Regions from separate parts of the Homo sapiens genome. Here region 2 is linked to region 1. Evidence: chromatin contacts called from ENCODE Hi-C or POLR2A ChIA-PET data. All regions are on one chromosome and are shown on one strand. The core of a region is the stretch at or near the end of the contact, and the rest is flanking DNA. Distances in the headings are between cores, read along the strand shown.

Region 1 (5,232 bases), core at 1,094-3,593:
GTGAGCAACAAGGCTGTTTATTTCACTTGGGTGCAAGTGGGCTGAGTCCAAAAAGAGAGTCAGCAAAGGGAGATAGGGGTGGGGCAGTTTTATAGGATTTGGGTAGGTAGTGGAAAATTACAGTTAAAGGTGGTTATCTCTTGTGGGCAGGGGCGGGGGTCACAAGGTGCCAAGGTGCTGGGTGGGGAGATCATGAGACTCACTGTCGGGGGCAGGGGGAATGTCACAAGGTCGATTGATTAGTTGGGGTGGGGCAGGAACAAATCTCAATGGTGGAATGCCATCTTTTGTGGTTCTTCAGTTGCTCCAGGTCATCTGGATGTATACGTGGCGGTCACAGGGGCTATGATGGCTTAGTATCATATTGTCAGAGGCCTGACAATAAATGCATGCAGGTTAAGTACTTTGTCTATTTTTCTATTGGCTTGTTCATATTTTTATTTTTTGGTAAGATAAAAGGTCTTTGTATATCAGGAAAATCAGCTGTGTCTTTTAGATGTGTGGCATATTTTACTTTTAGTTTATATTTTATTTTTACTTTTTTCATTCAAATATTTCAATTTTACAAGGCCAGTTTCATTTATCTTTTCCTCCATGGCCTTTTCAGTTTTATGTCTTTAGGGGTTTGTGTTATTCTTAAAAAGGCCCTTCCCACTCCAACTTTCCAACCTGTCTCCCTGCTTCTGCCCTTGCCCAACCCCTTCACATTCAAGTCTACTGTTAACATAGCAGCCAAAATAATAATCTCAATACCCAAGTTTAATCATGTTACTTCTCTACTCAGAAATCTCAAATGAGCCATGCTGGGTAGCTCACACCTGTAGCTCCAGCTACTCAGGAGGCTGAGGCGAGAAGATCACTTGAGCCCAGGAGTTTCAGGCTGCAGTAAGCTATGATCGCACCACTCACTGCACTCCAGTCTGGGTGACAGAGTGAGACCCATCTCCTAAAACAAAGGAAAAGGAAAGAAAAGAGAAAAGAAAATAAACTGAGTAGCTTATCATTTTATCATTTTAGAGTAAAAATACCCTTGCACTCACCCAAGGCTCTCACTATCTCTCCACCCAACGCTCTTTTGCTCACTCAGCTCCAGAAAAACAAGCACCCTTCCTTTGCCCAAAATACTTAAAACACACTCCACTCCAGGCTTTTGCATTTGTTATCCCTCTCCCTGAAACATCTTTATCCCTGATGGCCCATTCCCTCAGCTCCCTCAATCTTTGCTCAAATGTCAATTTCCTAGTCAGGTCCTCCATGAATATCCTATTTAAATTGCATCACTTCATTCTCACCCCAAATTCCCTATTTCCTTTATTTTCTCCTTAGAACTGATATCCACTCTCTATACACTATGTATATTTTTTGGTTTATTGCCTGCCTCCCCAGCACACACACACACACACACACACATACACACACACACAAGATTATAAATTCCATGAAAGGAAGGGCATTGTTTTGCTCAAAATTAGTTCCAGCTTCCACAATAGTGCCTGGCATAGTAGATAAATCAATATTTGTGTAAGAAAGGAGAAGAGGGAGTAAAAAACTAAGAGCATTTTTCACCCATCAATTTGGCAAAGATCAAAATATTTTATAACACTGTGTTGACAAGTATAGGTAAATAAGAATACTGCTAGTAGATCCTATGATTGGTGATTTGGCATTAACAAAAGTACAAATTTCCCTATTCTATGCTGTAGTAATTCCCTTTCTAGACATACAGACTATGGATATATCCTTACACATGAAAAATGATGTGAGTTCACAGTAAGTTATTGCAGCAATGTTTGAAAAAGAAGAATTGGAAACAACCTCATGACCACCAATGGGGTACTTATTAACAAATTATAGAACATAATACACAGTTGAATACCGTGCAGTTGTTTAAAAAAGAGCAAGATCAAGGAAACACTTATGTACAGCCTTTACCAAGACCACCTGGTAAAAAGAAAAATAAGAAAGGTACAGAAGTGCTACTATTTGTGCAGAGGGGAAAAAGCGCGGACAATCTATAACGGTGTAATATATCTACGGAAGGATATACAAGTCACGAAAAATATTGTCAAACTAGACGCTGGGGGACATTTACTCTTTTTAATAAATGTATGTGAATGCATTACTTATCCATATTACTCAATAATTAAACCGAAAAACGTTTTAAAGAAGTACAAATAAGACTTGCTCGCAGATCCCGCAATCCCATCAATACGAGGCGTAAAAGCCGGGTCCTCCACTGGCTAGGGCCGAGGAGGCAAGCACTCAAGCTGCCACAGAGGCGAAGCTTCCTAGAGCGGCCCGGAAGTGCCCGGCTGAAGCGGCCGGGCGCCGATTGGTGTCTTTGAGTCTAGTCTTTGTTCGGGGCTGTCCAAAGGACGCTAGCTGTTGCACCTGTTCCTCCCTGCGCGTAAGGTGAGTGTCTCCCGGCTCCCAGGTGGAGAAAAGGGGACAAGACGCAGCTGTGGTCAGCAGCAACACCCTCCCCACACCTCCCTGTCGCGGGCAGAGTGTAACACTCCTGTCCCTCCCTCCGCCCCCCAACAGATCTACAGGAGAGGATTTGGCCCAGCCTTCCGGGAGAGGATGGGTGGAAGGGGGACACTGGTTGCGGGTTCCTCTGCAGAGGCATCTGTCTGATCCCCTTCCAGGGTTGGCACACATATCCTATAACCAGTGAATCCTGGGGGCACAAGCTGGCCCGTGCATCTCATGGTAACAGAATGAAGAGCCTTTTAACAAAGCCGTTAATAATACTTGGCGTTTATTTAGTGCTTACTAGTGCCCGCTGCCATGCCAGGGACGTTGCATACGTTCTCATGTAATCTGTATATCAACCCTGTAACACACATGAGAATTGTACCTGAGGATCTGTAGTTCTAGTCCAGATAAATAACTTCCTCTAAGTTACACAATAGAGCACAGATTCAAATCATATCCCTGCGTCACTGTTTTTTGTTTTGTTTTGTTTTGTTTTGTTTCAGCTTCCTATAAGACTGTTTTCTCTGATTGACTTCTGGTGGCTTGGCTTCATTATGATGTGTTTATGTTCACAGAAATTTTTGTAATTTCTCTATGGTAACAACTTTTTATGCCTTAGGAGTGTCTCTGAGGCAGGATTCTAAGAGATTCTCTTTGACTCAATCCCAGATAGAGGATAAATCTCCTGGCAAAGCCCAGAATGACCACAGCCCTGGAACCTGAGGACCAAAAAGGACTTCTGATAATTAAGGCAGAGGACCATTACTGGGGACAGGATTCCAGCTCACAAAAGTGCAGTCCTCACAGGAGGGAACTCTATAGACAACACTTCAGGAAGCTCTGCTATCAGGATGCACCTGGACCCCGTGAAGCTCTTACCCAGCTGTGGGAGCTCTGCCGTCAGTGGCTGAGGCCAGAATGCCACACCAAGGAGCAGATTTTAGACCTGCTGGTGCTAGAACAGTTCCTGAGCATTCTTCCTAAAGACCTGCAAGCATGGGTGCGTGCACACCATCCAGAGACTGGAGAGGAGGCAGTGACGGTACTGGAGGATCTGGAGAGAGAGCTTGATGAACCTGGAAAGCAGGTGTGAAGGGGCAGTCATCTGGCTGTGAGTGATCAGGGGATATGGATGGAGCCAAAGCAAAAGGCATATGAAAGAACATCTGAAAATATTTATCCTCTAAAGAACAAGGCATAGGAAGGGACCTGACTACCTATGTCAAATAATTAAAGTGTGGCTGGGTAAAGAGAGGAGAGTCACTAGACTGATTCTATGCCTGTTTGGAAGGCTAGGATCAGTGGGAAGTTACCAAAAGGCAATCAGGTATCAGAGGAAAAGAAATAATTTTCTGCCATTCATAGATACCCATAAATAAAATAGGCTACCCCATAAGAAACTCCCTTTCCATATAGGTATTCAAGCGGAGATTCAAGTAGATGTCAAGGATATTGCAGAATAGGACTGTCCAACAGAAATATAATGCAAGCTGTATATGTATTTAAATTTTCTAGTAGCCACATTAAAAAAAAAGGTGAAATATATATTTTATTTAGCCCACAATATTTAATCATGTAATCAATATTTTTAATGAGGTATTTTAGATATCTGTGCTTTAAATTTTCAAAATTTGGTATGTATCTTACATTTAGCTTATCTCATTTGTACTAGCCATATTTTAAGTACTCAGTAACCACATTTTGCTAGTGACTACCATATCGGATAGCATGGTTATAGAAGAAATGCTCCCATTTGCTGGAAGTTGGGCTAGATGATTTTTAAGCTACCTTCCAAATCCCAGTGCTCTGATCCTGGACTTCTGCAGATCAATGAAAGAAGAGACGTTGAATTTTACTCTCTAGTGTCCTGAATTGTAGAGATTAGCCTCTGTTCCTTCTCCTAGCCATTATTGCCATTTACAATGAAATGAGAATTTGTCCCCCCTTTCTATGTCCCTGGAAGATGTTTCATTTGATTGTTTTATCTGAAGTTACTTAAGTTTCCATAAAATTCACCTTACACACCTCATTTTCCCTAGGTCCCAGGCAATTCAGAAAGACGGGACATACTCATGGACAAGTTGGCCCCCTTGGGAAGGCCATATGAATCACTGACTGTCCAGCTCCATCCCAAAAAGACCCAGCTGGAGCAGGAAGCTGGGAAACCACAAAGGAATGGTAAGCAGGAACAGTTCTGAGTGTATGAGGGTAGAGGTACTTCCTTAGGTTAGAGGAAAACTTTCTCACTTTCATCTTCTCCTTTTAAAGATTTCCTGCTTGTCCTCCACCTCACTATGGACAATTTTATCCTCCTCTTACCCTTGCTCCATGATGGAGTTATATTTTAGTTTCTCACTAGACAAAAAAGCTGCTATTTGGCCCAAGGGATGAGGATGGAGTTTATTTAATATCCTTATAATTCTGTTGTTATCTAATGATTCTTGTTCCAAATCCCCCTAAATTTCCATTTTGAGACAGGAGAACTTATGGCACTCTGTATTAGTCAGCGAGGCCTGTCATACAGAATACCATGGACTTATGGGTGGCTTAACAGAAATTTATTTTCTCACAGTTCTGGAGGCTGGAAGTCCAAGATGAATATGCTTACAGGGTTAGTTACTAGTAAGGCTACTCTCCTTGGCTTGCAGACCTCTTGCTGTGTCTTCACATGGCCTTTCTCTGTACACACACACTCCTGGTGTCTCTTCCTCTTGTAAGGACACTAGTACTATTGGATTAGGGTCCTACCCTTAT
Region 2 (5,498 bases), core at 2,918-5,417, 160 kb after region 1:
TTTGAAGTCAGCAGTGAATCAAGTGCCCACAGATTTGCAGGCTTAAGCAGAACAAGGGAAGATTGATATTTTTGGATATGCTATAGCAGCTTTCTCCTATGAAATAAAACTGATGATGTTTGGAAGTATACTACTCTCAAAGGTGTCTTTAAAGTACAGGTTAATGGTGAACATTTTCCCCCAGTGGCTTCACCTCATTCCTCCCACTGGCCTTACCCCTTCCTTCCCCAGTGGAAGCATTTTCAAAAGCAAAGATAATTTTCGCTGGTGAACTTCAGAACTTGCCTTCAGGGTTAGCTTCATGTAATTTTACCATTTCCCATCCCCATTCCCCACCACATTATGTCAAGATTCAAGTTATAAATTAACGTTTTACTTAGACTTTGAAAGAGATTTCATGAGTAATTTGAATGAACCTTGCTGAATTAATCTGAATAGCAACTGTCTGACTTGATAACTCCAGTGCCAGTATAGTGGCTGCTGCATAGACACTATTCAGTAAATGTCTGATGAAAGAAATTGGACTTTTTCCCTTTAATACTGATGATGCAATTTTGAAATGTTGCTTGTTCTGGAATACTTCGGAAGTTAAACAATAAAGTCAGCTTGGAGAGGAGATCATGATCTTTATACTGTGAATAGCAGAATGTCACAGATGAAGAATATTAAAATTAGGGGCGTCCACTCCAAAACATATCACCAGAGTGACAACTTCAGCCCTCAGCCTCTGCAATCCATATATATCCTGGTCTTGGGAGTCCATAGAATACTGTTTCCTTCTAATAAAGGTTTCAAACAAATCCCTGCAGATTTATTTAAAGTGTTTGTGGAAGATAATTTTCCATATAAGCTGTGCAGTATTCTATGGTATATGTCCCCATTGTTCATCATTTACGTCATTTACAGTTTGATCACCATAAACAATTTTTCAGTGAACATCCTTGTATATACAACTTTGCCTACTTACAGAATTTTTTTCTTTGTTCAGTTCCCATAATGAGAATCAATGAGGCAGAAGGTAGGCATATTTTCTAAGGCTTTTGATGCATTTTCCAGAATGCCCTCCAGAAAAGTTACACTAATTTGTACACCCTGTTAGCAGCCTATGATAATGCCCAATTTTCTATACCCACGTAAACTGGGAATTATTCTTTTGAATATTTGACAATCTGATGTGTACAAAATGGTTTGCTTTTTTTAATAAACCATTTTTTAGAGCAGTTTTAAGTTCTCAGCAAAATTGAGAGGAAGATACAAAGATTTCTCATATACCCACTGCTCCCATTCATGTATAGCCTCCCCTATTATCAACATCCCCTCCCAGGGTGACATTTGTTACAATTGATGAACCTACATTGACATATTATCACCCAAAGACCATAGTTTACATTAGGGTTCACTCTTGGTATTGTTCATTTTATGGGTCTGGACAAATACATAATATCGTGTCCACCATTATAGTTTCACTGCCCTAAAAATCCTCTGTGCCTTACCTATTATTCATCCCTCCCTTTTTCCAGCCCCTAGCAACCACTGACCTTTCTACAGTCTTTATAGTTTTGCCTTTTCCAGGATGTCATGTATACAGGTTGAGTACAGCTAATCTGAAAACCCAAAATCCAAAATGCATTAAAATGTGAAACTTCAGCACCAACATGATGCTACAAGTGAAAAATTTCATACCTGACCTCGTGACAGGTCATAGACAAAATCCAGTCAATACTTTGTTTCGGCTGGGTGCAGTGGCTCAAGCCTGTAATCCCAGCACTTTGGGAGGCCAAGGTGGGTGGATCACCTGAGGTCAGGCGTTTGAGACCAGCCTGGCCAACATGGCGAAACCCCGTCTTTGCTAAAAATATAAAAATTAGCCGGGTGTGGTAGCATGCACCTGTAGTTCCAGCTACTTGGGAGGCTGAGGCACGAGAATCGCTTGAACCCAGGAGGCGGAGGTTGTGGTGAGCCAACATTGTGCCACTGCACTCCAGTCTGGGCAACAGAGCAAGACTCAATCTCAAAAAAAAAGACTATGTTTCATGCACGAAAGTATTTAAACTGTATAAAATTAGCTCTATGTGAGTAAGGTATATATGAAACAAATGAATTTCATGTTTAGACTTGGGCCTCATCCCTAAGATATTTCATAATGTATGTATATATTCCAAAATCCGAAATTGGAAACACTTCTGGCCCCAAGCATTTCAGATAAGGGATACTCAACTTGTAGTTGAAATCATACAGTATGTAGCTTTTCAGACAGGATTCTTTCACTTTGTAATATGCTTTTAAATTTTCTCAATATCTTTTCATGCCTTGATAGCTCATTTCTTTTTTTTTTCTTTTTTTTTTTTGACATAAGGTCTCACTCTGTTGGCCAGGCTGGAGTGCTGTGGTACGATCTTGGCTCACTACAACCTTTGCTTCCTGGGTTTAAGCAATTCTCCAGCCTCAGCCTTCTGAGTAGCTGGGACCACAGGCGCACACCACCACGGCCGGCTAATTTTTTGTATTTTTAGTAGAGATGGGGTTTCACTGTGTTGCCCAGGCTAGTCTCCAGCTCCTGAGCTCAAAGTGATCCACCTGCCTCAGCCTCCCAAAGTGCTGGGATCACAGGCTTGAGCCACCGTGTCTGGCCAGCTTATTTCTTTTTAGCACTGAATAATATTCCATTGTCTGCATATACCACAGCAAAAGAAATATCTGTTAAAGGACTGTTATCCAAAATACAGAAAGAACTCTTAAAACTCAGAAATAAGGAAACAACCCGATTCAAACATGAGCCAAAGACCTTGACAGACACCTCATTAAAGAAGATATACAGATGGAAAATAAGCATATGAAAAGATGCTCCACACCATATCCCATCAGGGAAATTGCAAATTAAAACAACTGTGAGATGCCACTACACATCTATTAGAATGACCAAAATCCAGAACACTGACACATCAAATTCTGGTATGGATGTGGAACAACAGGAGCTCTCATTCATTGCTGGTGGGAATGCAAAATGATACAGCCACTTTGGATGACAGTTAGGTAGTTTCGTACAAAATTAAACATACTCTTACCATGTGATACAGCAATCGCCCTCCTTAGTGTTTACCCAAAGGAGCTGAAAACCAGTGTCTACACAGAAGTTTGCACACAGATGTTTATAGCGGCTTTATTCATAATTGCCAAAACTCAGTAGGTAAATGAATAAATAATGGGTCTGTTTTTTAAAGAGTTTTTTATATTTTTACTATTGAACATCTTTTCACATGTTAATTTGTCACTTATCTTGTGTGTAGTAATGTTCATATCCTTTACTAATTTTTCTACTAAAGTCTCCTTTTACTCTTAAACAGAAGTGCCCTTAAAAATCAAATAGGGAACTTGCATATCAGCATTTTAAATGCACGTGTCCTTTGGCTGAACAGTTCTAATATGTGGCATTTATCCTAGAAATATATTCTTAAAAGAATGTAAAGGTATTGAATGGTGTTCCCTCTAGCATTGCTTTTAAAGAAAAAATATAACCTAAGTATGCATCAATAGGATAGTTAAGTAAATTATGGAACACTCATACAGTATTACTTAGCTGTTAAAGAATAAGCTGATCTGTGAAGATCTCCAAGTTGTCTTAACCGAAAAGAGCTAAGGTGCAAAATTACATTATGATACCATAAGTGTTTTAAAATGTATAAATACTTATTCACTAAACAAAATGTTCATTAAGTGCTACTGTGTGGCAGGTAGTGTCCTAGATAAATATGAACAAAATACAATGGTTAACTCTAAAGAGGGGACACTTTTCGTTTTATGGTCCTTTTGCAACTTGACTTTTTTATTGTACATATATTATGTATACTTAAAGAAAATAATTTGTACAGCTTACTATAATGGTCTTTTTATTGATCTGTCTCTCCTACCAGCCAGTGATGACCCCGAAGACAGACATTTACCACTGTGTTGGTTTTCAATCGAAATGATGTACATAAATTTGGGGCGTGCTTGCACCGTCCGAATGGGCCTGGGGTCCGGCGGCGGAGAGTGACCTGGGCGGGGCAGGAGGTGGCAGCGGGGGTCCTCCCGGCTCACCAGAGAGACGAGCGGCCGTGCTCCTAGAGAGGCAGGGAACCCGCCAGACTCCGCCACTCCGCTGCGGGCGCGGCGCAGGGAGAAGCTTTTGTACCCGCCCAGCTGCTGGAGGCGCCGGCAGCGCCCGCCAGACCCGCCAGCCCAGCGGCCCGGGCTCTGGGGAAACCGGCGCTCCCGACAGGGGAGCACCGGGCCTCTGAGCTCCCTCGGGAGCCTTTCACGAGGTCAGCTACGTCTTTGTTGTGCGCGTTCCTGAACTTTTGGTCCATTAACCAACAATTAGACACGCCGGTATTCAGTGCCTGGCGCGGTGCTAGATGCTGGGTGTAATCTCAGAAAAATACATTCAGGGGCGCGCCTGAGGGTGCTGGCTGCTGGCATCTCAGGTGCTTTACGTGCATTCGTGAAGAAGCCCATCAGTATTTCTTGAATACCAGGTACGTGCCGGGCATGTAGAGTCTATGCAGAGATAAACTCCTGTCCTCAAGAACCCGGGTGGGGATGGGGTTGGTGATCTGTAATACGAGATGGAGATGAGGGTTGGGTGCAGTTTTCTATGGGAATACCCCATCTCAACCTGTGTGGCTTACTTTTCCTGTCTATATGTTAGGGTTAGGGGTTGCCAGGGAAGGTTTTACAATAGAACATTTACGCTGGGCCTTGGGAATTTACCCTTAGAAGGGCGGTCCTGACTGTATAGAGTGGGTGGAAAAAAATTGAGTACTTAGCATGGCAGTGACATAAGAAATTTGGGAAGACCATGGCTTTCTTGAAAGCAGGAACCAAGTCTTTTATTCCAGAGTTAACTTTATGCCTGGAAAATAATGAGATGCTCCACAAATGTTGATTGAGTGACAAACAAATCAGCAAAACCCAGTAAAGATTAGATCCTGGGGAGTTTGAATTTACTTCAACGAGTTTAATGAAAACTTTGTGTGTGTTTATGTGTGTGTGAGGTATGTTGAATATGGTCACAACTGTGCTTTAGGGAATATTAATCCAGTGACCATAGAAGCGGGGAGTTGGGCAGGAATACCGTAACAGAACATTATTGTAACAGTGAATGAAAATAATAGTAAAATTATAAGAAGGAAAGAATGGCTGCAAGAGGCGTTTTTAAGAATTGACTCACTGATTGTGTATAGAGGCTGTTTAAAAGACTGAATGCGTGGAAGATGATGGTGATGCCAGTAGAAATGGAGAAATACCGAGTGAACGCAGCTTTGAGGGACTCTGATTTCAGTTTGAGATCTGTTGAAATTATAGTGCAGTAGAGGCCCACAGCTGCTGGCATTTCAAGATGTGGGTTTGGAGTGCAAAAAGCAAGCTGGTGCCAAAGATTTGAGTCTTCTTGGAACAGAGATATATTGAAAGTGTGACTAAGGAGATCACAAAGGAAAAAATGAAAAGAGGGAATAAAA

Evidence for each region. A loop is a pair of places that touch in the nucleus more often than their neighbours do. ChIA-PET counts read pairs that join two places held with the same protein, here RNA polymerase II (POLR2A). Pooled maps may share reads with other maps.
Region 2: a map with no recorded cell type shows a loop between it and region 1 (9-fold over the local background). The contact joins the promoter of PGBD1 here to the promoter of ZSCAN16 in region 1. A Hi-C loop is called at or near these places in 2 of 168 maps with a recorded cell type or tissue (HepG2 and endothelial cell of umbilical vein), 2 of 37 single-sample maps with no recorded cell type and 10 of 50 pooled maps. POLR2A ChIA-PET finds 5 or more read pairs at or near these places in 8 of 52 experiments (AG04450, CD8-positive, alpha-beta T cell, H1 and 5 more).

What each region holds. Positions count from the first base shown.
Region 1 is chr6:28,122,266-28,127,497 of GRCh38, forward strand. ZSCAN16 (zinc finger and SCAN domain containing 16) reads left to right here and starts at 2,344. Exons shown (of 4, transcript NM_025231.3): 1 at 2,344-2,412; 2 at 3,148-3,565; 3 at 4,518-4,656. The coding sequence starts at 3,179. ZSCAN16-AS1 (ZSCAN16 antisense RNA 1) reads right to left here. Exons shown (of 2, transcript NR_103456.1): 2 at 1-946. RefSeq lists an enhancer at 1,988-2,489.
Region 2 is chr6:28,277,405-28,282,902 of GRCh38, forward strand. It overlaps PGBD1 (piggyBac transposable element derived 1), which reads left to right and starts at 4,168. Exons shown (of 7, transcript NM_032507.4): 1 at 4,168-4,514. ZSCAN26 (zinc finger and SCAN domain containing 26) reads left to right here. Exons shown (of 4, transcript NM_001023560.4): 4 at 1-800. RefSeq lists silencers at 4,199-4,348, 4,540-4,716.